Linked DNA regions of Homo sapiens: region 2 is linked to region 1. Evidence: chromatin contacts called from ENCODE Hi-C or POLR2A ChIA-PET data. All regions are on one chromosome and are shown on one strand. The core of a region is the stretch at or near the end of the contact, and the rest is flanking DNA. Distances in the headings are between cores, read along the strand shown. Region 1 has its middle 31 kb from the start of GIMAP8. Region 2 holds the start of ZNF775 (zinc finger protein 775).

Region 1 (4,610 bases), core at 1,373-3,872:
CAAAACATCCCCTAAGAACAAAGGAAGCATGAAGCCAGTCACTGCAAAACAGGAAACACACCCCAAAATATCTTCTCTCAGCCAACATGAAGAGATTTTAAGATAGCGGGGAAAACATGAGAACCTAGGAAACTGAAAACAATCAAACAACTGAAATAACAAGCAGCAACCGGCAAACAGCTAGGAAAAAAAGCAGCTGGAGAAAATTCAAAAAGAGATAGCCCTTCTCCAGGAGCTAGAAGATTTAGAAATGAGTCTTTTAGGTATTTAAAGAACATAAATTGAATGCCAGAAATCAGTATAAATATATCTTCTTGTTAAACCTGATGGGGTACTCTAAACATTCTTATGCCCATACTTGATGATCATTTATAATGTATCCAATATTCTGAATATGTGGGGTTTTTAAATGTTTATTAAATGGACTTTTCCTACCTTTCAATGTAATGTAGAAGGGGGTAGGAATGAGTTTTTTTAACCAAAGCTTGACAGACTAAAACAGAGATATTATTATCCACTAAAGAACAGTCTCTCAAGACACAAATAAAAGCGTCTTACACTTTTTTAAAAGAGGAAGGAGCAAAAGGAAGAGTGATCAAAATCAGGAAGGAAGGCTGCATGCTGACTCTGCATGTTCTCTGCAGAACCTCCAGTAAAAGTTCCTGAAACTAAAACAACAGGAAAAAGAAAAAGTCGAATAGGAATAATTGTGTGTGTGAATACCAGGGTGTTTTTTTTTTTTTTTTAAAGTAACAGTAAAAACACCACATTTTAGGCTTTTGGAGTCTTGCACCAACAAAGAAACAGTGCATAATTCTGTAGGACTGAGGAGGTAGAGAAAAGGCTGAGGAAAAAGAGGACTCTTAGAAACAGTGGGGAGGATCTCAGGATTTTTCTTTCTTTTAAATTAGTACTATATTTATTCTTTTTCATTACCTTGTTCCTTTTTTAATTTTTATTTCAATGGTTTTTGGGGTACAGGTGGTTTTTGGTTACATGGATAAGTTATCTAGTGGTGATCTCTGAGATTTTAGTGCACCCGTCACCCAAGCAGAGTACACTGGACCCAGTGTCGTCTTTTATCCCTCATCCCCCTCCCAATCTGCCCCCCTCCCAGTTCCTCAGTCCATTATATCATTCTCGTGCCTTTGCGTCCTCATAGCTTAGCTCCCACTAAGAAATGAGAAAATACACTATTTGGTTTTCCATTCCTGAATTGCAAGTGGGATCTCCCAGGGCACCACTGGACAGGTCAAATAATGACATTTTTCTAGAAATGGGACTTTTAAGGGGCTCTAACTCCATTCAGCTCCCTTCAGTGGCTTCCAGGCTGCTAGTTTTCATAGTGATTTTAGTTTTTTGGTTTTCAAGGTTACCACAGAGTTGGGGGTAATGAGAAAGGGGCAAGTTGAAACATGACAGAACTCACTATTCTTACTATTTTTCTTGAATGAACACTCTCAATATTGCTTCAAGCGTTGGGTTGATACCCAGAGTTCTGAAAAAAAAAAAAAAAAAAAGAGTTGATTCTGACTATTTTTTGACAGTGTTCTCTATCTTTGTGGAGATTTTTGGAGGACATTATTCTGCTATTCCCACTGACATCATCTCACAATTATATTTGTCTTATAAATATATAGCATTATGGTTGCAGTGTGAAAGGTAATTTGAGAGAAGCAAGCCTCGAAACAGGTTCAATCCAAAGAAACAGTTGCAACAATCCAGTCCAGAAACGATGGTGACCATAACTCGAGTAGAGATAAGGAAAAAAAAAAGTGGATGCTCCAGAGAGACATGAAGCCTTTATAATACACAACTCTTTTGTTATTTGTTGGAAGAAAGAGTCAAGGCTTCTGTCATGGACAACTAGACAGATTATGGCACCATTTGCAAAATAGGAAACCCAGGAAGGAAGGGATGAACAGCCAGTGGAGCCAAAAGTGGTGCCCGTGAGAACCTCATTACCCAGTGAAAACACAAATAGAAGAAAGACCAAAGGTGTTTAGCGCATGCTCCAATACCCAGTAGGCCTTGCAGTGTTGACTTGAAGCTGTGGTGGCCAACAGGATTGAAAGGCATGCTTTGTAGTTAACAGTGCCTAGTAAGCAGCACCCAGTGGAGAAGGATTTGGATCAGGACAAAAGTAAAACCAAGATAAACACCACGTGACAAGTGACAGAAATTTTCGGTAGCTAATGTAACTCATCCATTGGGAAACCTCAGAAATAAATTGAGGGAAACAGGAACTTGCTGGCAGCCCATAGTGCTGCAAGAGCAGGTGGGTTGCAAGCTAGGAAAACATTCATAATTATTGTCGACATGATGTCATTTTAAACTTCAGGTTACTGATGATTTTTGAAGGACAAATTACAAGTATATTCCCAGAGGGTCTTTTAGGCATGACACCTTGGCCCTGGCTTGACCCCTTTTAGTCTAGCCTACACGCTGCCCTATAATCTGTGGGTCAGGAAACGCAAGCCCGCCACACTACCACCCACCAACATACATGAGGACGATGTGAAGTGAAGAGCAATAAACAGGAAGTTTGTAGCTGAAGAGGAAAATGTATCATGCTGATCATGCTGTTCACAACTAGATTTTACACCAGTCTGTTGAGCACATCCTGTGTGTATTCACAGAAATACAGAGGTGCAAGAGTGAAGGCCACGGAGGTTTCTCATGAACATCAAGCTGCCTCTCATGGGAGAACGGGAGGTGGGCCTGCCGATGCCTTCATCTGCTAGGGAGGATGATAGTGTGCTAGTGGTAGAGGCTGGACCAGTGGGCCCATGGAACAAGCTAATGTAAGGATGAGCTAGGAAGGAGAGGGTTTTTACTGAAAAGGTGGATGCTTCATTTGAGGGAGGAGGAGAAGAGGCTCATAGCCAAGTGGCCTGGGGATTCTTCTAGGGAAGTGAGCTTGCTGGCAGGCTTCACAGATCATGTCAGCAACTTAGCTGACTCCCTTGCAGAAATTTAGCCAAATTTTATGGGACTTTCTGTCGTCATGGAATCACGAAACTATTTTTTTTTTTTTTACTCTTTATGCTAAGTTCATCACAAAAGCCTTGTTCTTCAGTAAATCTTGCTCAGTGCAGGAAAAGAGAGAAATGAAGTGAAAAGGATTGCTCTGAGGAAGGAGAGGAGGCTGGGGGTGCTGGATGACCCTTTGTGAAAAATAAGCATGTTCTTAGTGCATCAGCAAAACAGAGGCACTGTAAATAGGCAAAAAACATTTCCTTAGAAGTTACCTCTCCCACTCTCTAACCAAAAGAGGTCTGGATCATCTGTACATCCTGCAGTCTATCACATTGGTCCACTGTATCAGGGTCTCTCAGCCTTGGGACTATTGACATTTTGGTCCAGATAACTCTGTTGTGGGGGACTGTCGTGTGCATCTTAGGATGTTCAGTAGCATCCCTGGATTCTATTTACCACATACCAGTAGCACCCACTCCCTGTTGTGGCAACTAAAAAATTCTCCAGGAGGCTGGGTGTGGTGGCTCACGCCTGTAATCCCAGCACTTTGAGGGGCCAAGGCGGGCAGATCACGAGGTCAGGAGATCAAGACCATCCTGGCTAACACAGTGAAACCCCATCTCTACTAAAAGTAATTTTTAAAAAAAATTAGCCGGGCGTGGTGGTGGGCGCCTGTTGTCCCAGCTACTCGGCAGCCCGAGGCAGGAGAATAGCATGAACCTGGGAGGCGGAGCTTGCTGTGACCCCAGATCACACCACTGCGCTCCAGCCTGGGTGACTGAGGAAGACTCCGTCTCCAAAAAAAGAAAAAGAAAATTTCTCCAGGAATTGCCAAATGTCTTCTACAGGGCAAAATTGTTTCCAGTTGAGAACTAGCACATTACCTCAATGATGTCACATTGGAGAGGCAGGACAAGCAATAGGTGGCCAGCATGATAGTGGCCTTGGTAAGACACATATGTTTGAGAGAGTAGAATATCAGTTCTGGACTTCCAGCTCAAGGAGGGTCTTCAGTGAGACATGGAGGATGTCCGCCAATTATGGCAGTGAGGAAGGGATGCCACTCTTGAAGGCTTTCACTTCAAGAAGAAACTTGCCATTCAGCTCCAGCTGCAACACTGTCAGGTCCCATCTGAGCTTCTGAGCTGAAGCCATGCTTTCTCCAGCCAGTCCCCAGCCTAAAGCGGAGCACAGCAGAGCTCCTAGTGTCTGTCCAATGCAGGACTTGGCTATTAATCTGTCTTTGCCCCAGAATTCCCTATTGAGTTGGCCTGGGCTTTGCCAGGCTCTTCCTGCCCAACTCAGCTCCTCCCCACTTTTCTCTTGCAAGTGTCCAGTCTAAATGACAGTCTGAAGGCTTTCCCTGCCCAATTTGGCTTCTTCCCTCTTTTGTCTTTCATGAGCTTTCCCCATAAACCTCTTGTGCTCCTAACTCTTTCTCGGCATGTATTTCTCAGAGAAACTGACACAGCAGTATTGTTGCCCCGTTCAGACTTGGACCTGAAGGAAAACAGCAAGGTATGTTAGAGCCAACCTGTGAGAGGATGCCACATTGCTTAGCCCACACATCACCCACCTTGTGCAGCTCCCAGTGTCACCTGCTCAGCCATAGGTAGCACACTGGGATTTGT
Region 2 (4,025 bases), core at 1,156-3,655, 100 kb after region 1:
GAAAAAGCCGCTGAGAGGCCCCAGACAGGGACTGAGATTGGGTTTGCTTCTGGTTAGCCACATGATCCCAGGCAAACCACTTTCCTTCTCTGGGCCTCAGTTTCCCCACCTGAAAATGGAAATAACGCTTGCTCGTGGTACAGAATTGTTATATCAAGTGGGGCGGGGGCGGTGGGGGGTGGGGATGGCGGGACGCAAACAGTGTGAGAGGACTCTGAGAGACATTCCCAAGGTGCAAGACAAATTCGATTTAGGTCGTTGCTGTTGCCATCACCCGCTCCCCACTCAGGGTTATAAGAACTGTACCTCAGGGTATGAACAGCCAGCCTGGTTTCATGGCTTCAGTTTGCTCCCCTCGACATTCCCAGGAGACCTGATCTGCATGCAAGCAGGTCACTTGCCTTATCCACTATGCCTGCCCACCTCCCAGAGGTCCCCAATTCAACCCCAGCCATGATCCTGAGGTACCTCCTTCCAAGACTTCCTTCACCGGCCAGAGGTAAACACGCTTGCTGGAACTGTCCCACCCACACCTCCCCTGCGCCACACCCCTGGCCCCCTCCTCCTCACCCACCTCCCTTCAGAGGCGAGAGCTGCACTTACATTCCTCGGCCCCAATTCTAATATTCAGGAACCTGTCAGGGCCTGCATCTGAGCTGAAGGCCGAGGATAAACCCAGCTGCTAACAATCTCTGAAGAGGTGTCACATTTTAATTAATAAACACGTTTGCATCCCTTGCTGCATTCAAAGGACCTTGGGAAAGCAAAGTGAGATGGAGCAGGGACCCCTTCAGGCACCTGCTGTGCCCTCCAATCATGAAAATAAAGGAAAATCTTGAGTTCTTTCCAGGGAAATTCCAGGCACCTAGCTGGTCCTGAGAAGTAAATGTGCAACCTGATAAGAAGGTAATCGTAGCTAAAATAATAGCAAGGAAGTCAGACCACACGAAACGTGTGGTTGCCTAAAGAAACTAAAGGTAACATCTTAGCATATGTCCTTGAGTTGTTTTTCAGAAACCCAGACCCCCACCAAATGGACTTGCTGGCACGCACACCTCGGATAAGAGGGAACTGAGAACTCAACTCTGCTCATCTTTCCCCATTGCACCCCGACACGCCCCATCCTCTCGTGGCTCTTGAACTCACCGTGTCCTCGCACCCTGTGACCAACCTTGGAAGGCCCTTGCTCAGTTCTCCCCTTCCCAGCCCAGATTAGGGATCGCTTTGACCAGGAAGCCTTTTTGGACACACCAGGCACAGCCAGGAATCCCTTCTCTGTTTAACCTGTGCACCTAGGACCATCTACATGGAATCATCATTGTCATCAATTTGTTAGTCTGCACAAGACTACATGCATCTTAACACAGGGTCCTTCTCTCTCCCCTGCACCCAGTACAGGCTCCACACACAGTAATCCATTAATAAAAACTGTCATAAGGGAACACTTAAATAAAAGAAATTTCAGTACAAAACAGATTTGAAGCACGGAAGCATGAACCTTCAAGCTGAAAGGAGACAACTGCCATCTAATCTCTTCATTTTACAGATGAACATGGGAACAGTTAGCTGTGAAGCCTTGGGCTGTCGTCCGCCTCCAACCCCTGGGGCTCTGACCACACCCAGCCCCAGCTCAGATCATCTTGCTCAAAGGGCCGAAGGAGGACCCATCTCCACACCTTCCACATGTAGATATCCTCAACGTTCTTCACAGAGGGGATGCCCGCACCCCGCCCCACCGAGTTCGCGGCTGCTGTGCCCATCTTCCTAGAGAGGAGTTCTCCGCCACACCCGACACCACACACTTCCAACTTCTGCGGTGCTTCCCTCTCACTTATCTCCACCCCCAATCCTTATCCCCGCTCGTTTAATCACACATTTATTGGTCACCTACTATGTGTCTGTCACTCTGCAGCGAGCATTGGGGTTCCTGCCCCCAGAAACTGATCTATCAGGGAGGCGAACAGGGACGGGGAACTCGGAACAACGGGACAGCCCAGGAGAGACCGCCCGCGGGCGACCCCTCTACTCGCCACCGCGTCCTCCCTCCATTCTCACTAGCCTCCCTCCTAACCTCGCTGCCCTGGCCTGGCGCCCTCCCCACCCTCGGCCGCGCCCCTTTCCCCTCGGCTGTGTCGGGGCAGAGGGAACGCTTGAGACCCGGGGCTCGGGGGGCGCGCGGGGCTCGGGGCACCCCAGGCCCCCGCCCCATCCCTCCGCCCCAGCCCGGGCCGGGCGGAGGCAGCACGGGAGGAGCGGGGCCGGGCGCTGGTCCATCCCTCGCACCGCCCCTCCCCGCCCAAAATGCAGAGGGACTCGGAGGGAGGCGACGGGGAAATAAATACCTTTGACTTTGTGGCTAAGGTTAACGGGAACTGCCACCCCGAGGGCGACTTGGGCACCGGGCTCCCGGCCCTGGCCATTCCCGGGGCAGGCGGGGCGGGCACGGGTGCCTGATTGGCTGGCGGGCCTGGCCATCCCCGGGGCCGCCCAGCCACTCCATTGGCTGCGCCGCTCAGATGACCCGCCCGGCCCTATCGGAGCAGCCCGCGGGGCGGCTCCTTTGTTCTCTGGAGCCAATAGCCGAGGGGGGAGGGCTGACCTCGCCCCCGGCGGGCGCGCAAGGCCCGGGCGCCGTGAGCGCGCTAGCCGCCGGCCGCGGGGAGGAGACCTTGGGAGGTCGGGCCCCAGATGGCCGGCGGCGTCCTGGCACCCCTGCCAGGCCTGGACTCCGCGTGCGACCCCGTTGTAACGCCTGAACTCAGCGCACGTTCGCCGAGCGCCACAGCGCGCCGGACGCTGTTTCTCCCTGCTGGGGACCCATCAGGGCCCGGACAGAAACCCCGGCTGAGGCTGTGGCTGCCCTCAAGCCGCGATAGCCCCACCGTGGGGTGTGATAACTTTTAGGGTTCACTACGAGGGACCTTAGAAATCATTATACCCGACCCCTTCGTTTTCTGTTTCAGGGAGGTGGTCTCGCTCAGACCCCAGTGGCGCGATCATGGCTCAGTGCAACCTCGAACCCGTGGCTCAACCGAACCTCCCAACCTGCTAACTTTTTAAATATTTTGTAGAGATGGGGGTCTCGCCATGTTGCCCAGGCTGGTCTCGAACTCTTGAGCTTAAGTGACCCTGCGGCCTCGGCCTCCCAAAGTGCTGGGATTACAAACCCGCGCCCGGCCTAATCCCTTTGTTTTCTAGCTGAGGAACGGCTCTGAGGTTACGTTACTAGGTCGGGTTACTAGGTAGGGTTCCCGTGAGCGGAATCATCTCCGCCCAGTTGCCACCCCGGTCCAGACTGCCAGACCTTCAGGAAGGAGTATCTTCGCAACTCCCCACCCCATTGTAAGGAAATTCCTCACACTTCTCCCTCAAAGGGGGCGCAGCTGGGTCAACTCCCACTGGCAGGATGCTCTCCGGAGCTGCTAGAAGCTGCCTCTGGGGCATGAGGTAGATACAGACAGAAGCTGGGCCTCTGAGACTCTACAAACGGTTGCTGTTGGGCAGGCGGACCTTATTTTCTTCAGTCAACAGCTGATTAAACATTTGCCACAGGCCCGGCTGCGGTTTAGCCTCAGTAGCACAGCAGGAACTGGGGACTGAGATTCGATTTTGTCACTAACTTCATGTGTACTTTTTATAAAAGATACTTTTCTGTTTCTGGACTTTGACTTATTCGTCTATAAAATAGGGTTAATAATTTTCTAGTTGCCTGCATACCTTACTGAGTTTTTACCGTTAATTTGGTTATATTATCTATAGAAGGATTTGTAAAATACAAAATCATACACACCCTATAAAGAGGCCACACATCACTAGCTATCAACACTTTGGAGTCTCATTCTCCTGTTTATTTTTTTAAAGACGGGGTCTTGCTATGTTTCCCAGGTTAAAGTACAGTGGCTATTCACAGGCACAATCATAACGCACTTCAGCCTCAAACTCCTGGCCTCAAGGGATCCTCCCACCTGAACTACACCTGAGACTACTGGCATGCACCACCACACCTAGCTTATTTTCTAGAAGAG

What was found. Hi-C counts contacts between places; a loop is a spot of excess contacts on that map. ChIA-PET counts read pairs that join two places held with the same protein, here RNA polymerase II (POLR2A). Pooled maps may share reads with other maps.
Region 2: a loop to region 1 is called in a pooled map, with 2.6 times the contacts of the local background. The contact joins the promoter of ZNF775 here to the enhancer-like site in region 1. A Hi-C loop is called at or near these places in 4 of 50 pooled maps. POLR2A ChIA-PET finds 5 or more read pairs at or near these places in 2 of 52 experiments (CD4-positive, alpha-beta memory T cell and HepG2).

Annotation. Positions count from the first base shown.
Region 1 is chr7:150,479,708-150,484,317 of GRCh38, reverse strand. It overlaps the pseudogene EIF2AP1. Among named protein-coding and RNA genes, the nearest start is that of GIMAP8, 31 kb to the right of the region's middle. RefSeq lists a silencer at 4,539-4,610. Within about 2 kb of position 2,622, at least 5 of the 41 ENCODE cell types and tissues checked have a DNase peak (open chromatin) inside an H3K27ac peak, as active enhancers do.
Region 2 is chr7:150,377,710-150,381,734 of GRCh38, reverse strand. ZNF775 (zinc finger protein 775) reads right to left here and starts at 2,405. Exons shown (of 3, transcript NM_173680.4): 1 at 2,343-2,405. ZNF775-AS1 (ZNF775 antisense RNA 1) reads left to right here. Exons shown (of 2, transcript NR_183445.1): 2 at 1,547-1,890. RefSeq lists enhancers at 1,187-1,246, 3,257-3,416 and a silencer at 2,037-2,846.